Regions from separate parts of the Homo sapiens genome. Here region 2 is linked to region 1. The links are chromatin loops, found by intact Hi-C in ENCODE. Cell type or tissue: K562. All regions are shown on one strand. Links, peaks and the distances in the headings refer to the core of each region. The heading gives the core; the rest is flanking DNA.

The links. Peaks named below come from ENCODE experiments on the same cell type or tissue, not always from the same donor. Only the 100,000 strongest peaks of a DNase experiment are listed, where the experiment ranks them.
Region 2: a loop joins it to region 1, with 2.3 times the contacts of the local background. A loop is called at or near these places in 3 of 110 quality-filtered maps.

Annotation. Positions count from the first base shown.
Region 1 is chr5:1,667,865-1,679,840 of GRCh38, reverse strand. No RefSeq gene overlaps it. Among named protein-coding and RNA genes, the nearest start is that of MIR4277, 35 kb to the left of the region's middle. In K562, for the core only: no CTCF peak of the experiment used is centred there; a DNase peak (open chromatin) is centred at 6,320; H3K27me3 peaks cover 3,789 bases.
Region 2 is chr5:1,719,850-1,731,825 of GRCh38, reverse strand. It overlaps LOC105374614 (a long non-coding RNA gene), which reads left to right and starts at 6,442. Exons shown (of 4, transcript XR_925684.3): 1 at 6,442-6,706; 2 at 8,027-8,178; 3 at 8,777-8,943. In K562, for the core only: no CTCF peak of the experiment used is centred there; DNase peaks (open chromatin) are centred at 2,755 and 6,425; H3K4me3 peaks cover 624 bases; H3K27me3 peaks cover 5,883 bases.

The sequences.
Region 1 (11,976 bases), core at 2,693-10,692:
CAAACACAAATCTTCTCAAACTATTCCAAAAAATTGCAGAGGAAGAAATTCTTTCTAACTTATTCTATGCGGCCAGCATTAGCCCCATACCACACCAGACAAAGACACAACAGAAAACAAAGCTACAGGCCAATATCCCTGATAAACATAGATGCAAAAATTTTCAACAAAACTCAGGCAAACTGAATCCAAAAATGCATCAAAAGATAATACACTGTAATCAATTGGGTTTTGTCCCAGAAATGCAAGGATGGCTCAACACATACAAATCAATAAACATGGTGAATATCACATCAACAGAATAAAGGACAAAAATCACATGATCAATAGATGCAGAAAAGTATTTGACAAAATTTAACATCCTTTCATGATAACAACTCTCAACAAATTAGGCATAGAAGACATCAACATAATAAAGGCCATAAATGACAAGCCAAGAGCTAACATCATGCTGAATGGGGAAAAGCTGAAAGCCTTTCCTCCAAGAACTAAAACAAACAAGGATGCCCACTTGTCACCCCTCCTATTCAACATACTACTGGAATTCCTAGCTACAGCAATCAGGCAAGGGAAAGAAATAAAAGGCATCTAAATTGGAAAAGAGGGAGTCAAATTATCTCTTTTTGCACAAGATATTATCTTATATTTAGAAAAACCTAAAGACTCCAGCAAAAAAACTCTCAAAATTGATAAATGAATTAAAATTTCAGAATACAAAATCCATAGAAAAAAATCAATATCATTTCTATAAACAATAACAAGCCAGCCAAAAGAGAAACCAATAAAGTAATCAAATTTAATGAAGAAGGTGAAAGACATCTCTAAGGAAAACTGCAAAACACTGATGAAAGAAATTAAAGAGGATACAAACAAATGGAAAGACATCTCATGCTTATGGATCAGAAAAATAATATTGTTAAAACAAGCAGAATACCCAAAGCAATCTACAGATTCAATGCAATCCTTATCAAAATACCAATGACATTCTTATAGAAATAGAAGAAACAATTATAAAATTCATATGGAACCAAAAAGATCCCAAATAGCTAAAGCAATCCTGAGCAAAAAGAAGGAAGCTGGAGGTATCACACAATCTGACTTCAAAATATACTATAAAGCTAAAGTAACCAAAACAGTATGGTATTGGTATAAAAACAGACAAATAGCTAAATGAAACATAATACAGAAGTGTTAAAAGAAAAAAAAACTACTAGTCAAGAATACTGTAGAATACTAGTCAAGAATACTTCATAATGGAACAGAACAGAGACCCCAGAAATAAATCCACATATTTTCACCCAATGATTTTTGACAAAGGTGCCAAGAACATATATTGGGGAAAGAACGCTCTCTTCAATAAATGGTGCTGGGAAAACTGGATATATGTAAGCAAAAGAATGAAATTAGAACCATATATCTCACCATATACAAAACTCAACTCAAAATGGGTTACAGACTTAAGTGTTGGACCTGAAACTATAAAACTACTAGAAGAAAACATAGAGGAAATGCTCTGGAACATTGGTCTAGGCAAAGATTGTGTGGCTAAAACCTCAAAAGCACAGGCAACAAAGCCAAAACAGACAAATAGGACTATTTTCAACTAAAAAAGCTTGCTCCCAGCGAAGGAAACTATCAACAAAGTGAAGAGACAACCTGCTGAATGGAAGAAAATATTTGCCAACTATTCACGCAACAATGGATTAATATCCAGAATATACAAGGAGCTCAAACAACTCAACAGCAAAAATAATAATTTTGTTTAAAAGTGGACAAAGTATCTGAATAGACATTTCTCAAAGGAAAACACACAAATGGCCAATGGGTATGTGAAAAAATTCTCAACATCACTAATCATCAGGGAAATGCACACCAAAACCACCATGAGATATCATTGTATCCCCGTTAGAATGGTTATTATCAAAAAGACAAAAGATGACTGCGCATGGTGGCTCATGCCTGTAATCCCAGCACTTTGGGAGGCTGAGGTGAGCAGATCACATGAGGTCAGTAGTTTGAGACCAGCCTGACCAACATGGTGAAACACTGTCTTTACTAAAAATACAAAAATTAGCTGGGCTTGGTGACACACTCCTGTAATCCCAGCTACTCAGGAGGCTGAAGCAAGAGAATCGCTTGAATCCGGGAGGTGGAGGTTGCAGTGAGCCAAGATCATGCCACTGCATTTCAGCCTGGGCAACAGAGTGAGACCCTGTCTCAAAAAAGAAAAAAAAAAAAGACAAAAGATAGCAAATGCTGGTGAGGATGTTGAGAAAAGGGAACTCACACACTGTTGATAAGAATGTAAATTAGTGCAGCCACCCTACTACTGGGTATTTATCCAAAGGAAAGAAAATCAGTATATGAAAGGGATATCTGCACCCCTATGTTTACTGCAGCAGCAACACTATTCACAATAGCAAAGATATGGAATTACACCAAGTATCTATTAGCAGATGAATGGATAAAGAAAAGGTGGTATATACACACAATGGAATACTATTCCACCATAAAAAATGAAATCCTGCCATTCATGGCAACATGGATAGAACTGGAGGTCACTGTGTTTAGTGAAATAAGCCAGACAGAAAGGAATATTACATGTTCTCACCCATATGTGGGAGCTGAAACAGTGGCTCTCATGGAGATTGACAGCGGAATGATAGTCACCAAGGCTGGGAAAGATTGGCAGGGTGAATGAAGAGTGGGAGGTTAATGAGCACAAAAACACACAGTCAGAAGAAATAAGTTCTAGTGTCTGATAGCACAGTGGGGTGACTATAGTTAACACAATATGTTGCATTTTTCAAAATAGCTAGAAGAGAAGATTTAAAATGTTCCCAATTCAAAGAAATGATAAATGTTTGACGTGATGGATATTCTGAACCCTGACTTGATCATTACATATTCTATGCATGCATCAAAATAGCACATGCCCCATAAACAGGTATTAATATCATGCATCAATTAAAAACATTTTTTTAAATCAGCATTTCAGGTTGGAATTCCATTGTCTTCTGTCTTACATTGTTTTTGATGGGAAGTCAGTCATTATTTCTGTCTTTGTTATTCTGTATGTAATATGTTTGCCTACCCTGGACTACCTCTAAGATTATTATTTTTATAATTCATTGTCAGTAATTTGATTAAAATGGGCCTTGGTGTGATTTTCTTTGTTCTTTGAGTTTCTTTATCCATGGGTATATATCTTCTCCAAATCCAGAGAAATTTCAGGCATTATTTCTTCAAATATTTTCTGCTCTCTCCCTTTTTCTTGTATTCTCACTACACACGTTAGGCCTCTTGATATTAGCCCACAAGCCAAAGAAAATCTGATCTTTTTTCAGCCTTTTAAAAAAGTTTTGTTCCTTCTGTTTGGATGATTTCTATTGATCAGTCTTCAAGTTCATGTTTCTTCTGCAGTTTCTAGTCTGCTCTTAAGCCCATTAGGTAACTTTTTATTTCATATAGAAGGTCTCTAACTCATGGTGGTTTAACTTGATTTTTGAACATTACGATGGTGTAAAAATGGTATATAATCAGTAGAAACCGGACTTTGAGTGCTTAAGCAACCCTTCTCTTTTTTGGCTTTTAGTACAGTATTCAATAAATTACATGAGATATTCAAGACTTTATTATAAACTAGGCTTTGTGCTAGATGATTTTAGGCTAATGTAAGTGCTCTGAACACATTTAAGGTAGGCTAGGCTAAGCTATTATATTTGGTGGTTAGGTGTATTTACTGCATTTTTTATTTACAATATTTTCAACTTACAATGAAGTGGCATCTGTATTTGTTTTTCACCTCTGTAATATTATTTCTTTATATTTATATTAGTATTATTTATACTTATTGTAAAGAAATAGTATTTTGTTTTTCATCTCTGTAATACTATTTCTTCATATAGTTTTTTTCCTGTTCATTATGTGCAATTTTCCTTAAGTTCTTGGATCTACTTCTATTTTATTTTTGAGACAGAGTTTCGCTCTTGTTGTCCAGGCTGGAGTGCAATGGCACAATCTCGGCTCACCACAACCTCTGCCTCCCAGGTTTAAGTGATCCTCCTGCCTCAGCCTCCTGAATAGCCGGGATTATAGGCATGCACCACCATGCCTGGGTAATTTTGTATTTTTAGTAGAGACAGGGTTTCTCCATGTTGGTCAGGCTGGTCTCGAACTCCCAACCTCAGGTGATTGCCCACCTCGGCCTCCCAAAGTGTTGGGATTACAGGCATGAGGCACCGCGCCCAGCCTCTTGGACCTATTTCTAACTGCTATTTTCAATTTCTTATCTGCTATTTTAATCATCTTTGTCATTTCTGGATCTTTTTCTCCATGGACTGGGTCAAGTTTCCCTGATCTTTTGCATGCCTAATAATTTTTATCGGGTGATGTGCATTGTGACTATTACGCTGCTGAGTGGCTGCATCTCACTGCCTTCCTTTAGTACACGTTGAGGACATTTCCCCCAGAAGGAAGTGAATTTCCTCGTGGTCCAGGTGCTTTCTTTGAAGGTTGATTTAGGCTTTATAGAGTTGGAGATAGATTAGCCTTCACCCTAGATCTGGTTTGGCCCTGATACTAAGGTATGCCTTTTCTGGGATCTTTACTAAAAGTCCTAGGCATTCAACAAAGTATTTCTACCCTGCCTGGTCAGAACTTGAATTTGTCCCAGCCCTGTGCCACCTCTGATAGTTGTTCCTTGTCCCACCTTAGCAACATTTCTTTGTCAACAGAAATAGCAAAGGTGGTGGAATTAGCAGGGAAGCACTTTTAAAAAGCTCTTATGAATATGTTCAAGGATTCAAAGCAAACTGAACACGATTAATCTTTATTTTTGCTGATTCCTATTTAGGATTTTCTCAGACTTTGTTGTTTTAAAGCTTCATTTTGATGTGTCTAAGGATGGATTTCCTCTTGTCTAAATGTTTCTTGCGATAATTGGGATTCTTAAATGTCTGTATTGGTGTCTCTAAAAATTTCTGCACATCATTTCTTCACATGTTTTATCTGCCTCGTTTTCTCTTAGCCCTTCTTTCATTAGACAAATCTGTTATTTCCTAAATCCTCCTGGGAAAGTTACCTCTTCTTCTATAGTGTCCTTTTAAAATATTTCTGTTTGGGGAATATTTTTAGCTGATTTTACAATTTGCCAATTCTCTTCTCTGTTGTGTTAATTTTCTGTTACACCCATCTATTGAGGTTTTTTGCTATTTTTTAACATTTTATTTCTGGAAATTCTACTTAATTATTTTGCAAATTATCTATTTTTAAAAAATTTTCCTGATTCCTGCAGATATTTTTAAGACTATTCTTAATTTTTTATTTTATAATCCATGTTTAATACTTGCAATTTCTGGATTCCTTAAGGGCCTGTATTTAGGAAGTCTTAGTTGTACAAAGCTGTGTGTTTCTAGGTTACTCAGAATACAAAGAGAGTGGAGGTGGCTGGGCACGGTGGCTCATGCCTGTAATCCCAGCATTTTGGGAGGTCAAGGCAGGTGGATCACCTGAGGTCAGGAGCTCGAGACCAGCCTGGCCAACATGGTGAAACCCCATCTCTACTAAAAATACAAAAATTAGCCAAGCATGCTGGCACACGCCTGTAATCCCAGCTACTAGGGGGTGCTGAGGCAGGAGGATCGCATGAACCTGGGAGGCAGAGGTTGCAGTGAGCTGAGATCGTGCCACTGCACTCCAGCCTGGGCAACAGAGGGAGACTCCATCTCAAAAAAAAAAAAAAAAAAAAAAGAGAGAGAGAGAGTGGAGACAGGGCGGGGCACAGGGGCTCACATCTGTAATCCTAGAATTTGGGAGGCTGAAATGGGAGGATCACTTGAGCCCAGGAGTTCAAGACCAGCCTGGGCGAGACGAGCCTTAGTGAGACCCTGTCTCTACAAAAAAAATAAAAAAAAAAAAACCAGTCAGGCATGGTGGCATGTGCCTGTAGTACTAGTTACTTGGGAGGCTGAGGCAGGAGGATTGCTTGAGCCCGGGAGATGGAGGCTGCAGTGAGCTGTGATTGCACCACTGCACTCCAGCCCAGGCCACAGAACAAGTCCCTGTCTCAAAAAACAAACATATATATATATATATATATAGTGAGAGTGGGATTGAAAAAGGACTTTATTTCTCTAGAGAGTTCAAAAGTATTTCATAAAAGGGGATATTTCTGTTAAATTCATAATTCATTTTTTAACTTTGATGTCCACAAACTCCTTGTATGTTAGAAACTTTACTTTGTCTTTTGTGGATGAGGAAGCTGAGGTCTGGGTGAGATAACGTCTTGCTCGGTTCTCCCAGTGGCGAGGCCTGGACTCACTCCAGCTGCTCTGATTACAGTTGGATGACGTTTAGGACACAGGCTAAGAGACATGAGACGGCCGCCCGAAGGTGAGAGGGCGCCAAACAAGCGTGCGAAAAGGAAGAGCTGCTGGGAATACCCGAGCTTGAGACCAAGAAACTCACACGGGCTTCCCTGCATGTCACCAGAGGGTGGCACGGAAGTGTCAGGACAGGTGGGGAGATGGATTAGGACGGGAGGCCGAGGAGTGGCAGAAGACAGGACAAATCGGCCTGCATGCTCCTCCCCGGCCCTTCATGCTCCTTACCGCCTTCCGTGCTCCTCACCACCTTCCATGTCCCTTCCCAGCCCTCCATGTCCCTCCCCGGCCTTCCGTGTCCCTCACCAGCCTTGTGTGTCCCTCCCCGGCCTTTAAAGTTTGCAGGGGCTGCCGCCTGCTGCTCGCCTCAAGCCACGGTATGTCACAGTGACTGAGTGATGAAAAACACCTCTCAGAAAAGTGAAATACCATTTCCTCATCTCAGTATGTTTTGCTCAGAATTTGAGGAATTCACACCTAAACTTCTTGTTCTCGCATACTTGAATGTTTAAAAAAAGAGAACCACGTTGGTTTCTGTGTGAACATTTATAAGATATGCCCCAAATCCCAAACATTTATCTGAAAAATAAACCTCGAACTCTTTATCATAGCGTAGCCCTCCCTCCCCGTTTGGCGGATGCCACCCCCACCTCAAGACCCACTGCATACATCACACACACAGCGGCTATGACTCCTCCTGCCCCGGGGGTCCCTGCACCTCGGGCAGCCCTGAGCTCTTAGCCCACTGAGAGACCACTCAGCACCACACCCCGCGCTCTCCCCGACACCTCTATACCCATCACTCCCCTCCACCAGGCACCTGGCGGCAAGGGAGGGATTTACATCCTTCTTAGGTGCTCTGAGTGAGTTCTGCAAGCTGTCCAAGGCCCTGGGGAAGAAGGCAGATGCAGATGCAAGCTGGCTCCCCGAGTGTGGATGCACATCAGGCCCGGGCTAGGCGCTCGCATTAATGACCTTCGCAGCACCAGGAAAGGCAGGCATTCCGGGCTGGGCATTTCGTGTCATATTCTCAAGGTCAAGCAGCTATTAGATGGCAGAACCCGAATTTTAATCCTGGTGCGTCTGACCACCCCAAAACACCAGACTCTTTGCAATCTACTATGTTGTTTTAAAAAAATAAATTACTTTTCAGTGATGGTGAATGAGCTAATAAAAATTACACTGCGTGGCAAAGGGCAGTGATGGTTCCTTACTCACCCCCGTGGGGCCGACTACTTTGTTCCCTCAACCCCCGGATAATGTTGACTTGTGCTGATGCTGTCAGATTTCCTATGGTCAGTCCTTTTTTGGAAAAACAAGGCTCCCCTGTAACCAAAAGAAAAGTTGACATGTCCCCGGGGCCTGCAGTTATGGGTGGGGCTTGAACGTCACCCGAGTCTAAGCAGCTCTCTGCCCGTGAAGCTGGGGGTGGCACAGCCCCTCTGCCCCTGAGCGACCCCACGCACACCCCTAATCTCCACTCCTCGCTCACAGACGTCATGTCAGCAGCTTGAAATGAGCCAGGGTGGGGGTATTAACACCACGGAAGTCAGCGCACACTGCAGATCAGGGCTGTCTTCCCCAGACATAGAGCTTCCCAATATTTACAATCACGCCACGGGAGTACACTAGGAAAAATATGTTGAGAGCCCGGGTGATCTTCCTCATGCATTGGAAATATAAAATTAAATCAAATTTAAAAACTAGAGGGTCAACATTTGACAACGGTTCATACATGAAAGCATAAGAATAAAACTACTATAAAGTAAATTTTAGTGACAAGTTTTTTTAGTGGCGATAATACGTACGAGTCCTTTTTAATGCTTTAACATGGGGATTGATGCCACCGTCACAGGGCAGCCACGCCCCTCGCCCGAGACTCTGGGAGTTGCTCTGCAACAGCACTTGGGAGGCCTGGGGTGCCTCCCATGGACACAGCACCATCCGTTTTCAAGCGATCACTTTAAGAGAAGCGCCATGAATGAAATCCATCAGCCACCCTAAGTTTCTCCAGCATATGGCTGGCTCATGAAAACAGAAATGCCCTCCAACTTCAACCTATGAGGCCTTGAGCCTGTTTGGGCAGGAGCTGGTGCTTCTGGTGCTGCGGCCAGATGCTGTGCCTGGTACCTCAAGCATGAAATCAAGAAAACTCTTCCAGCTCAGGTTTATGACATTACTGGTCAATGTCACAGAGGAATACAAAGCTTCTCTATCTTTCCTAACCACGCAGTCCATGCTTGGGCAATTCACTGAACAATGGCGATGAAACACCCTCATCTCTATCTCTGCACGCCAAACACAGAATTCTCTCTTGGCCCCCTTACAGGGCTGATGTATGAGCCAAACCTGGCCCAAGGAGGAGTCCCAAAAGGTTGCAGAAGAGCCGATTATCCACCCCATGATACCCACATTCCCACCCGCCTTCCATCTCTCAGGAATCAGGAATCAGAAGGGGTCTACTTTTCCCAGAAAACCTTTATTGCTTCTACCTGGGTACTTTCACTGGTCCCAGGAAGGGAGAACACATTCAGGTAGGATTAAGTTCTACTGTTTCCAAATTTGGAAAGGAAAGTTCTTTTGTCCTCCAACATTTGGGAAGGAGAAGTGATGCTTAAAAGAGAGCCCCTCAATGGAGTATCTCAAGGCTCTTCAAACAGGTGACTTCGTCTTATGAATAAATTATGGAAACTCCTTCTTCTTCCAGAGTTAGCAATGTTACAATTAATTATGTACCTGATGACAATGGATTTGGAAATATGGAAACGTGTCATGAATGTCTCAATGTGTGATCAAGACTTTTCTGTAAGTAGCTGAGTCACCATCACCAGAACCTCTTCCTCTTGCAAATGAGCCTTCAGCTGCAGACTAGACTCCCAGGATGGTGGGCAGGTCAGCTGATGGGGTGAGTGCATGTGCATGTGGGAGCCACACACGTGTGTGACTAACTGCATTTGGCACTATTTATTGTCTGTGCTTCTTTTCCTTTGTAAGAGCATTAAAAATTGACCACAGTATGTCATCATCCCAACTCTCCTTAAGAAGCTTCACTTTTCTTTCATGCTGCTAGCCTGCTGTAAGCATTTGTCTTGCTTTTAGATATTACCTAAGATAATAGAATTCCAAAGTAGACACCTACATTCTCAGCTTTTGAACTTTCCCTGTGACTTATGTGTCCTGAGCACAAGGCCATCTTTATATTGCGATGAACAGAATCTGGCTGAAGATTTCTATACACTGTCTCCTTCCCACTCCGTGCAGTGCACATCTGTGCTTGGCAAGCCTGCAATGCTCACAGCCCCTGCTTGAGGGTGGAAAGCTTCAAACACCCAGGGAGTCCTGTGCCTGAGCCAGCTTTGCTCGTCCAGGTCCAAGGTAGACAAGTGGGGTTTAGGGGTGAATGGGGGGTGGGCCCTGCTCATCACCTTCCTCAAGCTGAGAGTGCTGATGGACAGGGCCTCCACAGTACTCAGCCCTTACCCTTCACCCTTATCCTCAGCTTTACACAATGGACGTGACAAGGCAAACCCTGGCCTGAGGAAAGGGGGTCCACACTCTGTCCTGTTTCCAGGCCTGGGAACCCCCGGCTCTCTGTGTGCTGTGGAAAGGGCTGGAGGGAGCCGGTGTGCAGCTGCTGGGCTTCTGCAGATGTGCGTCCTCAGAGCTTGGTGCCCCCGGCTTTCTTTGCCGTGCCGTTCTCTGTGGCACAAGTCTTCTTTTTAGCTGAAGCCTCCTTCTGTAGACCCCAGGCCCCTCCCTGTCCTCTCCTCTGAGAGGTATGGCACTTGACTAGGCAGCCAAGAAATCCTGATGCTGGCAGGGTCCACGGGAACAGGCTGGGCAGGACCATGGTCAGGGGTCTGTCTTAGACACAGCCCTTACCAGATAGCTGAGGCCCTACAGAGGCGTAGAGGGCCAGGGAAGTCACTGCCCTACTGCCACATACCCAGGATGCATGGTTCACCATGCCCCCAGCTCTGGCACTCACACAAGCCCACAAGTTCAGGGTCCCAGCTCTCTTGCACAAACCCTGTCCCCACCCTGCTGGCTCATCATGCCTCAGATACACATGAGCCTCAGATTCATGTGGCCAGATCTTAGCCTCCTTCATCACCAGGTCTGCTGGCTGCATGCTGTGAACCCCAAAATTCTGAGACAGGTCTCAATTTAGAAAGTTTATTTTGCCAAGGTTGAGGCTGCGCAGCTGTGACAGCCTCAGGAGGTCCTGCCGACATGTACCCAAGGTGGTCAGAGCACAGCTTGGTTTTATATATTTTAGGGAGATATGGGACATCAATCAGCATGTGTAAGATGAACATTGGTTTGGTCTGGAAACGTGGGACAATTCAAAGCAAAGGCGGGACAACTCGAGGAAGGGCTTCCAGGTCAAAGGTAGGTAAGAGACAGATGGCTGCGTTCTTTTGAGCTTGTGATGAGCCTCTCCAAAGGAGGCAATCAGATCTGCATTCATCTCAGTGAGCAGGGGGAGACTTTGAATAGAAAGGGAGGCAGGTTTGCTCTAAGCAGTTCCCAACTTGACTCTTCCCTTTAGCTTAGTGATGTGGGGACCCCAGACTTATTTTCCTTTCACAATGCCCACAGCACCCATCCAGGAAGACACCTCATCATAGAGAGGGGTTCAACGTGGAGCTGGGGACACTGGTGGGGACGTGGGAGCCTCGACATTTCCTCCACAGCTGCTCACTGCCCTCGACAAGCTTGGGTCTCTGCACACAGCTCTAACCCGCAGAACACGCTGCGGGATTCCTGTGTCCCACGGTCCCCAGCGCTGGCCCTCCTCTCCCGAGGCCAACAGCGACCTTCCAGCTTTCGGAGCTTGTTGCCGCTCTGCTGTCTTCACTGGCTAGACACCCCCACACTCTCTTCCCTGTCAAGGCCACCCTCTCCTGCGGGCGGGGCTCCGTGAGTCACACTCTCACCCCCTCCCCCAACACAGCCGCAGCACGCAGCCCCCACACCTGCCAGCCCCCACGCCTCCCTGCACACCTGCTCTCTCTCAGGCAGGAGAGCTCACTGCACCTGCAAGGTAGGCAGAGGCCAGGCTGGGGAGGACACACCTAGCCCTGTCCTGCCCTCGCCCCCAGGGTGGCCAGAAAGACTGCAGAAGGTCCCCGCAGGCAGATGTGAGCACTGCGGGTTATTCCAGGCACTGCCCCAACCCCTACTGAAAAGCCCATTTTCACCACAACCCCAGGCTGGGCCACAACCCCCCGGATCACCCACGGCCGCGAGAAACCTGCAGAGCGCCCTGCAGACAGGGCAAAAGGGAACCCAGGCCCCAAGGGGGACTTCAGGCCTCCAAACCCAGAGATTTCTCTGCAAGCTCGTGCCCTTGAGGGCTGGGGGTGGGGAGCCCAGCGCCAGGCCTGGCCGCGCAAATGCTGGGGGACAGGAGCCTCCAGGGCCGGGGAGAATACCCGCCTGTCCAGGGTACAGAAGTGGAGGTCAGGGGAGAACCTGGAGGTGGGAACGCGGAGTTCCATCCGGGGCGAGACCCCTCTCCCAGCGCAGGATGAGGGGGAAATTCTGCCATAGACTCCCGGGACACCTCTCCCGAGCCCGGGGCACAGCG
Region 2 (11,976 bases), core at 2,122-10,121, 53 kb before region 1:
GGAGGTTACCTTGGGAAAGGGCTGTTTTTGTTTTTGTTTAAACTATAAACTAAGTTTCTCCCCATGTTAATTCAGCCTACGCCCAGGAATGAACAAGGAGAGCTTGGAGGTTAGAAGCAAGGTGGAGTTGGTTAAGTTAGCTCTCTTTCACTGTCTCAGTCATAATTTTGCAAAAGTGGTCTCACTGGCAGCTGTGCCATGGGAGGAGATGTGTCTGGGGTGGGGCTGACAGGACGGGATGCGGGGAGTTTGGTGGAGCCCCTTGTTTCCCTCTTTCCTTCTACCTGCGGGGAATCTGTGTGTCTGGGGAGGGAGGCGGTGTCCAGCAAGGAACTGAGGGTCACTCATCCTCCTTGAGGACCACCTTGGCCCCTCAAAGCCCTTAGGGGATGGTTTTGGGGGGTACTGAAGCATCTTTCAAAGGACCAAGGCTAGAGTAACACAGGTGGCCTTATAGAACTGGATCTGGGCCAGGCCAGCCCATGGCCCCACGCCCAGCATCCCTGGAGCCTTGATGGAGTCCAGGCTTAGTTTGCATAGGAATCTCATACTCAGTGGTCTCAACCGGGGCTGCAAAGTTCAAGTCCCCTGGGTAGCTTTTAACAATCCCCATGCCCAGGTTGTACTCCAGACCAGTTGATCATGAATCCCTCTGGTGAGACAGCGGCGTCAGTATTTCTAAAGCTTCTCGGGGCGGGGATGGGGTGGGGGGATTCCAAAGTGCCACCGAGTTTGAAAATTAGTGCTGTCCTCTAGAGAAGGTCAATGGCTCTGACTGCGGGTTAGAATCCATCAGAGAACTTTTCAAAACTAGAATGATGCCCTGGGCTGCCCGCTACCCGCCTTGTTCTTCCTCCAGGGGCCCCAAAGTGTCCTTGATTGAACACCCAAACTCATGAAGCACTCCTCCGCTTGGTGACACAGAAATGGGCTTGGAGGTCTCTGAAGGGACGACCACGAGGCTGGATGGTCCGCATCCTCCCTAAAGTCAGCGGCTCCATCCTGCCAGTCACTGAGCAAACACTTCCTCCACAGGTCATTGATTCTTCCAGCCTTCCTTGCGCACCTGCTGCAACCCTGTGGTCCTGCTGTGGGCGGATATCGAGGCAGGGGAAGCTCTGCTCAGCTTCAGGGAATTCAACCCTGGGGGAGACAGGCAGAAAACAGGGAGAAAAAGGAAGGAAGTGCAGGACCCATCGGATCGCACAGGGTCCTGGAGGAAGGGCTGCCTGCCTCCTACCTGATTCTACCTGCCTCTGACCCCCGCCTGCTGGGGAGCACCAGCCCTGTCTGCTGTGGACACAGATGGGCTCCCTTGATGACAAAGTCCCCTCTGTGGTCACCTCCCCTGGGAGGGGCAGCTCTCAGGAACCTCCTGTCCCCACCCTATCTCCCCATCTCTGGCCATCTTCCACACTCCAGTGAGCAGCGTCCCCTGCAGAGAGCATCTGTCTGCACAATGAGGCTTCCCTTCCCCCTGACCTTAGCCTGCTCTGAGCCCACCCTCCTTGCTGGGCCAGCAGGGAGATCCCACTGGATCCCAGGACAGCCATGGTCACAGAGGACACATAGCCCTGAAAAGCAAAATGTGGGGGAAGCAGTTCACCCCACTCTGTGAACATCCATAAAAGCGCCAAGGGAACAGCTAGAGTGAGCCCCAGCCCACGCGCGGGTGCCAGCCTGCCAGGCTCAGGAGCCCTTCGGAGCCGGGGCACCCTCCACCACCCGAGGCCTATGGCATCCCCGTGTCCTGAGGGCGTCTTCTGAGATACCCCTTTCACCTATTGCTCTTAAGCCGCCACGTGCTCCAGCATAGACGCTGTCAACCGCACGTTACATCTGAGCAAACCAACATCAGAGAGGTCAGTTGGCTTGCTCAAGATCGGGACCCAGAAACTCGAACAGGATGCACAACACAGATAGAGTGAGGTCCCGCCTCACTGGAGCTGCCGGCCCTCGCCCGGCCTGGACACACCCGAGGTCCATCGGCAAAGGCCAGCGAGCCCGGCGTCCGAGCTCCGCCAGCCCCTCTGCACACAGGCTGGGTCTGGAGGCAGCGCCTCCGCCCGGGCTGGCCCGGGAGCTCCAGCCACCCACCCTCGCTCACGCGGCACTTGGAGACTCGTTCTGCACCCAGGCCCCGGCGCCTCCTCTAACACAGCCGCGGAATCTTACAGCTCACATCTGTCTTCCCAAGCATTTGTTTTAAGAGAGAGAATGGGAAGGAATAAAAAAAAAGAAGAAGGAGATTCAGGAGATAAAAGGCACACGTGGGTGACAAAGGAGCGGTGACAGTCCAGGTTATTAATGGCCGGTCCATATGCATCCGGGGTAATTAACTATTCACAGGTGAAATTAGCTGATAGGAGTGGCTGTCGCGAGGAAATCGAATGAGCTCCGATTATATCAATAGTTTTCAACCAGTGTCCCTGGTTATCAAACCATCAAATAAATTTGTCCACTCTCTTCCTTTGGGGGAAAAACTTTAATTACCCAGCCCTCGCATATGGCAGGTCATTAATAAAGCCTCGTTATCGGGCCGCAGGTTCGGGAGCTTGACCGTTATCTATCTTTTATCTAAATAAACATTTGGGAAATGTCCTTAAAATTATTATAGATACTTTGCCCCTGCCCCCAACAGAAATTTCTAAATGGAACCGGCTGCATTTCAGCGCGCGGTCCGCGGCGTCCTCCTCGCTCTGCTCCTCCCTCCCGGCCTCCGGCGGGTCTGAGATCCGGAGCCGGCCGCCCCTGCAGTGATGGATCTAGCCGACCTGCACATGCAGATAAGGGCACGCGGGCCGGCGCTCCTTAATGTGCGTTTACTCCGCCTCTGTGTTACCAGCGCTCCCTTTATTTCCACGCCGCATATATCAATGACAAGCAGGAGAATGGAGCAGCCAGTGGTGACACAGAGTGGGCCTGGGCTTGCCTCTCCAAGGTCCCAGAGTCAGAACTCTTTCATTAAAACAAAGAAAGCCTAGCCTGGCCAATATGGCAAAACCCCGTCTCTACTAAAAATACAAAAATTAGCTGGGTGTGGTGGCGCATGCCTGTAATCCCAGCTACTCAGGAGGCCGAGGCAGGCGAATCGCTTGAACCCGGGAGGCGGAGGTTGCAGTGAGCCAAGATCACGCCACTGCGCTCCAGCCTGGGCAAGAGAGTGAGACTCCATCTCAAAAAATAAATAAAAAATAAATAAAACAAAGAATGCTAAAATACCATTTATGACTCCATGTCTAATCAAGTAATGGTTATTCTGGAGAGAATTTCAGGACAGGCCTACTGTGCGTTGTTCTACACGAGTAATAGATTACAGTGTGGTAGGGTCTGTTTCTGGATATTTAGTGTTCTAGGTAGGATTTACGTTCACCAGAGGAGGCAAGGGAAGAAACGGGAGAATCACACCAAGGGCACGTGCCGTCACCTGTCCCCGCGTCAACATCATTCCCTTGTGTGTTCAGCCAGGTGCTACCAAGAGCCCGTGGGGTCACCCCGACTTCCGCTGTAACTGCAGTGTTTCTCCGACCTCAGCACCTGGGCTAGCGCAGAGCACTGCCCAAGAAACACACATTGAATGAATCAAATTGTAAGAAAATCACATTTCATTCTCATTAATAGTGCTTAAAGGAAGAATGTTGGGAACCTGCATGTTGGGTTCATTTTATTTTATTTTTCTTTGCCCCGTTTTCTCCGGTTTCCTGGACTGCTATATGGAGACAAAAGAAATGGAAGGAAAACGTGGTGAGAGGAAATTTTCCAGAGGGAACATTCTCCCAATTTCCAGGCTGCAGAACTTTCAAGTTGAAGGCTCGTCTTTGAGCAGCTGGAGCCACAGGCTCCCACCCAGCGGACGCCCTGGGAGAGCACAGAGCTTTCTCTTGTCTTTTCATTGCGGAAATACTAAAGCTGAAAGCAAGCTCTTGGCTCAGCCGTCACTTCACTCGAAACCAAGATGGGAGGCGGAGTCCGATCCTCATGCACCTGTGAGCAGGGACAGAAACGCCCCCGGGAGAGGTGTGGTCAGACGTCAGCTCTGAGACCACCTGTGCACCCGCCGAGGCAGGTGTGAGGCGGGAGACTTGGAGAAGCAGAGCAGAGGGAACAGTCCAGGCCCAGCAGGCCTAGGCCTGAGAGACGACCGCGGAGGAGGGGCTCCGTCATGGGTTGTTCCCAAGCCCCCGCGTGGGGCCCTCGGTTTCCCTGCTTTGTAAGCAGGCCGTGGGGACTGCAGTCCCCTCTAGGGCTCCCTTGGCAGCTGATGGGTGCTTGGACTGTAAATCACCAACATCAACCATTCAGGCCAAAATGTTAGACGGTACTGGGTATGGTGGAGAGTTCACAATGCATTTCTGAGAGTGATTTTCTTCTTTGTTTTTAACTTAACTTTGGTGGTTTTCTGCTGCCCAACAATTCAGACTATCTTCCGTAGTTATTTCCTGATACTGTAAAGATCCCAGAAGTTAAACGATGACTGCACCAGTGAGACCTGGCACAGGGGAGGGGATCTCACGCAACCTCAGGTCCAGAGTCACCGGGATCTCTGAGATCAAATTCTGAGCACCAGTCAGTCCTCTGTGGCCTGTTGGGTCTCGGCATGGGCATCTCTGCATCTCCTTTGCCTCAAAAGTTTTAGACCCCAAGAGAGGCCCTGGGTCCAGGTCCCCACAACGGGAGGCTCAGCCCCGGCCCTGCGCCACGTGAGGCCCCAGGATGACAGTCACCTCCTCCCTCAGTCCGTTCCCTGATGTGGAGGGTGCAGCGGTTCCCACATCTCGAGCTTGCTGTGAGGAAAACCAGGGGGGATGTGGTGAGGCCTTTATCCTAATACCGACTGTCCTTCTTGTAGGAGTGTTTGGGTTTGAGAGAAAACACAGTTTGTGTGTCCAGAGGATTGCCTTTTCCTTCTATGGCTGCTCACCCCTCACCCCACCCAGCTCAAGCCTGAACACATGCCTGTGTCTACAGGTATCCGCAGGATCTGCCAACCCCAGAACTAGCCGTGAGCATGAGTTAGCAGGGCTGCCCTGGAGAAGCACCGAAGCCAAGGCAGCTGAAATGACAGCAGCTCATCCTCAGCGTGCTGGAGGCTGGTGTCCAAGGTCAAGGGGTGGCCAGGCCGGTTCCTTCCGAGGCCTCTCTTCTGGGCTTGCAGATGGTGTCCTCTCCCTGTGTCCTCACGGGGCCGTCCCTCTGTACATGTCTGTGTCCTTGTCTCCTTATTAAGACACCAGACCTAGCAAATCGGGGCCACCCCAATGACCTCATTTTACCTTAATCATCTCTTTAAAGTTTCTATGTAGAAATGCAGCCACCTTGGGGGCGCTGGGAGTTAGGACGTCAACATATGCATTTGGGAGACACAGTGACCCCATGACAATGAGTAGTTCTGAGCGTGGTGTGTGCAGCCGGCCCCGAGACCGTGCGCCCCAGGAATGCAGTGTTTGCACACAGGTTCCCTCCTCTGGTGCTCCCCTGCTCTGTTGGATGAAGCCGTCAGTCTGACGCAGGTCACAGGCATTGTAAGGCCTCCAGAGCCCTGGGACACAGGCGCAGGCTTTTGTATGCACCGTAGCAGTGTTCTTAAATGTCTTCATGCAGGTCCTCAGGTTCCGGCCCTCCCCACACGCCGCGGCCGGCGGAACGGCGGAGGAGGGCTCAGGCACTAACAGAGTCAGGGTCAGCGCGCTGGTCCTCGGAACCATTCCGGGTGAGTTCAGATGGATTTTCCTCTCCCAGCCAAGGCCAGCTCTAAAGTTGTATGGCTGCGCGATTCCCCAAGAGTGCCTCCTGACGGGCCCTGTCTCCCTCCACCATCCAAACAAACCCGTACGCCTAGGAATTCGCGTGGGCGTGTAGAGGAAGGCAGGGCTCTAGGGGGCGAGGGCGGCCTTCCTCCTTGAACACTCACTCCCTCACCCTCAACCGCGGGAAAGAAATGCAGGGTCCTCGCGTGCTGCTGGGCTGCAGCTCTCAGGTAGGGGCTGGCTTTCTGGAGATGGTGGGCTCTGTCCCTGACGGAGCTGCAATGCCGGTGAGCCTGTCAGGCCCCAAGAAGAGCAAGGCGGGAGGCCCACCTGCCAAGCTTGGGCCAAAGCCAGAAGGAGCCTAAACACCGAAGTGCCATTAACCTCAAATCGGGGGAAGGGCTTCCGACCTTGTGTTCTGTTGGAGATGGAAGCCATGCCCGGGACGCAGGGCTGAGGGCAAGGGGGAAGCCGGGGTATACCAGGAGAGGAGGGGAGGGGAGGGGAGGGGAGAGAGCCTGCTCGGCCTCGTTTATCTTCCATGTGGCAAGGCTGCGTCTCCCACCCACAGTGGACGGCCCTGATGGCCTTGGCCAGCTCAGCTCTCGGTTTCTTGCTGGCGGTTCTGGGAGGAGCTGCAGCAGGCGGGGAAATGCAGCGTCTCAAGATACAGAGGAACCGCCCAGCACAGCCCGAGCCTCGTCCCCGCCCCTGTCCCTCCCAACTTTAGAGGTGGCCTTGCCCTCAGAGAGGAAAATCAACCTGAACTAACCCGGAACGGCGTTGAGGACCAGCAGGCTGACCCTGACTCGGTCTGAACCCGAGCACTCCTCCGCTGCTCTGCCCGCCCGGGCCTGCCGGGAGGGCTGGTGCATGAAGATGTTTAACAACACAGCCGGCGAGCACGCGGGAGCCTGCGCCTGTGTCCCTGGCTCCTGAGGCCGTCCGAGGTCTGTTAGGTAAGCAGATCAGGGAGGAGCTGCCGGGGACCACGCAGACCGGGGACCACGCAGACTTTGCTCCTCCCTCCCCGGCAGCAGGAGGTCCCTCTGAGCGCCGCCCCTGAGGTGTAGAACCCGGTGGGCTGCCTTCCAAGGTCCCTCGGCTGTGGTGCAAATGGGGCATACACAGTGGGGACTCTGCGCCCCAGACAGCTTTCTCAGGCCTTGGGGGACCGGCTCATGATGAGTTTGAGGCTTCTTTTGATCCTTGCTGCCCGTCTGTGAGTAGTAAACCCGCATCATGCAGCTTGTTGTGAGTTTATTCTCTCACTGGGCTCAGGTGTTGCTCACCCTGCTGCCGGGATGCCGTGGGCAGAGCTGCCTCCTCCTGCTTCTAGCGGGTGGCCCAGTGACACTGTGTGCTTCCTCCATGCCGCAGGAGTCCTCCCTGGGCCTGGCAACAGTGAGCCTGCATCACATGCACCTTCTTCAGTCCTGACTCAATCCACACCCCTCAGAGGGGCCTAAGGATAAAGGTGGCCTGTGCATAATTGTCTGCCCACGGCTTTCATGTTGGAGTGACACTGGTGCAGTCACGAGACGGCCAGTGGTGCAGGGTCGGCATGGCCGAGGAGCAGGGCCTGGACAGACCCAGTGGTGCAGGGTCGGCAAGGCCGAGGAGCAGGGCCTGGACAGACCCAGTGGTGCAGGGTGGGCATGGCCGAGGAGCAGGGCCTGGGCAGACCCAGTGGTGCAGGGTGGGCATGGCCGAGGAGCAGGGCCTGGGCAGACCCAGTGGTGCAGGGTGGGCATGGCCGAGGAGCAGGGCCTGGGCAGACCCAGTGGTGCAGGGTGGGCATGGCCGAGTAGCAGGGCCACCGACAGGCCTGGACGGGCCCCGTCCTCACCACTTCTGCAAAGAAGCTCCTCACACAAGCTCATTGGTGGGGTTACTGTGGTTCACACCCAAGCCACACTCTGGTGGCCTCTCTGCCACATTTGGAATTAGCTATGGGTGAGTTACTTAATCAAGCAGGCATTGAACTGGCTTGGGCCTGGCTTAGGCTCACTCTCCTCCAGGGTCTACAGCTGCCCACCGCGGCATCACCAGCCCCATGGCTCCCGAGCCTGCCAAATGTGGCCATTTGAACTAAGGGTGCTAAGGTTCCAAAGATTGTACAAAAAATAAATCAATAAAATAAGAAGAAGAATGTGAAATAGCTCAATAACAACTGCATATTAGTACATGTTGAGTGATCATATTTTGGAGATGATGAGTTAAAAAGGATACATCATTAAAATTAATTTCACCTGTTTCTTCTCACAAACCATGCACAGGTGGCTCGTATTACATTTCTGCAGTGTCAGGCGGGGTCTATAAACCTCTGGATAGAGGAAGGCCTTTCACGCAGTAAAGAGACGCGCTGGGCCTGGTCACCATGGGAGAACCACACTATGCCCGCCAGCCTGGTGCCCAGCAGGCAAACCAGGTGAGCTGTGTGATTCCAACCTGACGCCACCCAGAGGGGGTGTGGGAGGGAGAGACAGGGGAAGAGGGGTGGAAGGAAGGAGGGAGGGAAGGAGAGGGGGAGACAGGGAGAGAGAAGGAGGGAAGGAGAAAGAGGGAGAGGGAGAGGAGGGGAAAGGGAGAGAGGAAGGGAGGAGAAGAGAGAGGAGAGAGAGGGAGTGAGGAAAAGAGAAAGGAGGAGGGAGAGAGAGACAGAGGAAGAGACAGAGGCAGGGAGGGAGAGAGGGAGGAAGGGAGGGAGGGAGGGAGAGGGAAGGCGAGGCTGGACAGAACTCCTCCAGTCACCAGCACGAGTTTCCCAAACATTCTGTTTCCTTCCTCTAGTTCTGATGGGCCTAGCGCAGTGTGCCATTGGGAGGGGGCAAGGAACACAGGTGTATGTCACTTTATCTTAACATAATTCTCTAGGGGGTAAGTTAAAATGGGAGGGGAAAAGGCAGAGATGAGGGGAGCCACCGGCACCCTGTCCAGGGGATCTGAGCTGCACGTCTGTCCAGGGCTGAGCCCCACGGGACCCGGGAAGGGCCTGCTCTTTTGAGATGAGACACTCATCCCATTAGGTGGTAACGAGACCAACATGGACTTCCCTCCATGTGGCATGTCAGCAAAACGTGAAGAAATGAAGACTTGGATTTGAGGTGTCTGTGGCGGAGGACGTTGGCGTGACTGTTGAAGGCCAGTGCCTGCGTGGCACGTGTGTGGTCCTGCCTCGCACTTCTGATGCTAGGTGAGCAATGAGGGATTTACTTACATATGAGCACAGGTGGCTTAATCACTCCCAGAACATCTTAATTCAAAAAGAAAATGGTGGGGGGAGGGAGAGCATTGGGAGATATACCTAATGCTAGATGACGAGTTAGTGGGTGCAGCACACCAGCATGGCACATGTATACATAGGTAACTAACCTGCACATTGTGCACATGTACCCTAAAACTTAAAGTATAATAATAATAAATAAAATAAAATAAAAATAAAAAAAATAAAAGGCAGTTTCTGCCTAAACCAATAAACAAACTTAATACAAGAGATGCCAATTAGGTTAAAGTTATAAAGGTTCTAAAAGGTTAAAGTTAGAAAGGCTCATCCAATATAAGTCATTTAAAAACAGCAAATAAGTAAAGAATTACAAAACCAGGACATAAAAGTTGGTAAAAATTAGTGTCAAAAGAGTTAGAATAAAAGTTGATTAAGCATGATATAAAGTTTCAATAATAAAAACTACCAATATTCAATTTAAATGGAACCATAAAAATGGATATTAGAAATGTGAAATTTTCTATTACTATAGGATCTTTCATGTTATCGAGAACTGAATCAAGCACAACTAAAAATCAGTTTTTACTCTCAAAAAAAAAAAAAAAAAAAAGAAAATGGCAGCTAAGTATAGGACTCACACCTATAATCCCAGCACTTTGGGAGGCCAAGATGGGAGGATTACTTGAGCCTAGGAGTTCCCTGCTAGACTGGGAAACATAGTGAGACCTCATCTCTACAAAAAATTTGGAAATTAGCCAGTAAGTATTCTGCAAATAGATTCCTTTAAAATTAAAAATATAAAGATAAAAAAGTCTGCTGGATGTGGTGGTACACACCTGTAGTCTCAGCTACTTGGGAGGCTGAGGCAGGAGGCTGTCTTGAGCTCAGGGTATTGAGGCTGCAGTGAGCCACAATTGCACCAATGCATTACAGCCTGAGCAACGTAGCAAGACCCTGTCTCAAAAAAGAGAGAGAGAAAAAACGGTTAATGTTGTGGACAGGTAGGCAAGGGCACAGGTGATCCTCTGAGGGTACTGCCCTTTGAGACATAGTGGCAGCCACACAGGTAGGCAAGGGCACAGGTGGTCCTCTGAGGGTACTGCCCTTTGGAACATAGTGGCAGCCGCAGCTGCACACCCATGCAAGGCTGTGGCACAGGCTGTGTGTGCATTTCTAATAACGACAAACAGAAATAAACCCCAGTCTCTTGCCCTTTGAATACAGCTCTTTTTGGTTAGAGGGAACTATTTCCACTCTTTCTATAATTCCATCTTCCTAATAATGCTTCTTATGTTAATCAATTTGACTTAAAATTACAGTGGCTTGTGAGCCTGGAGTGGGCACAGTTCTGCTCCAGGCTTTACCTGCTCTCCCTGGCAGTTACATGTTGACACGGAAGGATCTGCTATGTTCTCAAGCAAACCATTTCTTATTTTGCAATTATAACTGCCCTACTCACTGCATGTTGTCTTTGGTGGTTCTATAATTAAAGAGCAGAGAATTTTTCTTCCCCTCGCTGCACAAGGTGAAAAATGTTAGTTATTTTCAGAGACCCAGCTGCTACAAGCATTAAAAATTACTTAAAACATAAATGTATGGCATTGTGATCACAATGGATTGTGTTGTTGTAAATGAATTACCCTGTAAATTGCTGTTTAAAATTAAAATATAGCTTATGAGGAATGGCAGGAAAGTAATACAGAAGGAAGTATGGTTTCATATAATTGTCTCCAAAAGCCTGTCCCTGACAGAAGTGATGGCAAAGGAAGTGCCAGAAGCAGCTACCCCCGCCTGGCAAAGTTAAAGTCTGCTGGCCCCCGCGACATGCTTCTTTCCTTGTATCTCCCTGAAGACCTCCCCGCCTCCCACAGGTCCTGAGCCTGTATTGAGGGTCTGCACTGTGCTTGCTCCAAGGTGGCTAGCAGGTGCATAAAGATGAGTGAGCACTGCCCTCCCTCAGACAGCGTGGGGCTCATGGGGAGCCAGGCACCGTGCAGACAGGCAGGAGGAAGGGGCCGTGGTGAAGATGTCTCGGGGTCTTATTTGGGCAGCCGAGGTGGAAGCGGTAATATGCCAGTACACACGAAAGAGATGATTGGTTGATTTAACTTGACTGATTGATCTATGCCAGCAGATTGTTGAAACTCACAGGAATTTAGAAGCTTGGCGTTGGGAGGAGCCTCTGGGAGGTGAAATGCCCCCGCCAGCTTTCTCAAGCACTCGCGGGAGACGGTAGTCTGTTCTCTACTTGGACGCTTCCAGAGGTGGAAAATTTGCCACTTTGTGACACATCCACTGCCCGTGGGGGCAAATTCAAGCCTTCTCCCAACCCAACAACCCGAAGGTCATGTATTCGATTTGGATATGTTAACTTGGAAATCCCTGGTGACTCCCAAGAGAAGGCTCACAGCAAGTGGAGGAGGCAGGAGCTGACGGAAGCTACTGGCCATGCTCAGAATGGCCTTGGCACATGGGGACCAGGGGAATCACAGGAACAAGTTTGACTCTCATGGAGGGCTTTTATAAAATGGGGGTTTGATTTAAAAGGCAATGCAGCATGTTTGGAGGGTTGTGAGCAATGGAGTAAACTAATGCTGGAAGTATTTAAGAAGATTAATTTATCAAAAGGAGGATGAACTGGAGAGAGAGAGACAGTGGCCTCCCAGGCACTCCCACGGATCCTGACTCTCACGTTCAATAGAGACCTGGAGGTAATCTTTTCCACCATTAGATAAGCGAAGGGCTCCACACAAGATTCCTACCAAGAGCCTGCACAGATGCTCCAGCTGCAGTGGCCTCCCCCTGATCTGAGCATCACTTGCTGGCCACCTAGGCATTCTCCAGCCCAAACACCCCAGCGTCTTGTCCTCCTTTGACAGCATCTCCTGGTCCTTCTGTATCCTGCCACATCCTGCTCCTGCTGCTTCATCACACATCGGTCCAGAAGTTTAGATGTAATCATAGAAAAAAAATTCATTAATTTATTTCCACATTCCTCTGATA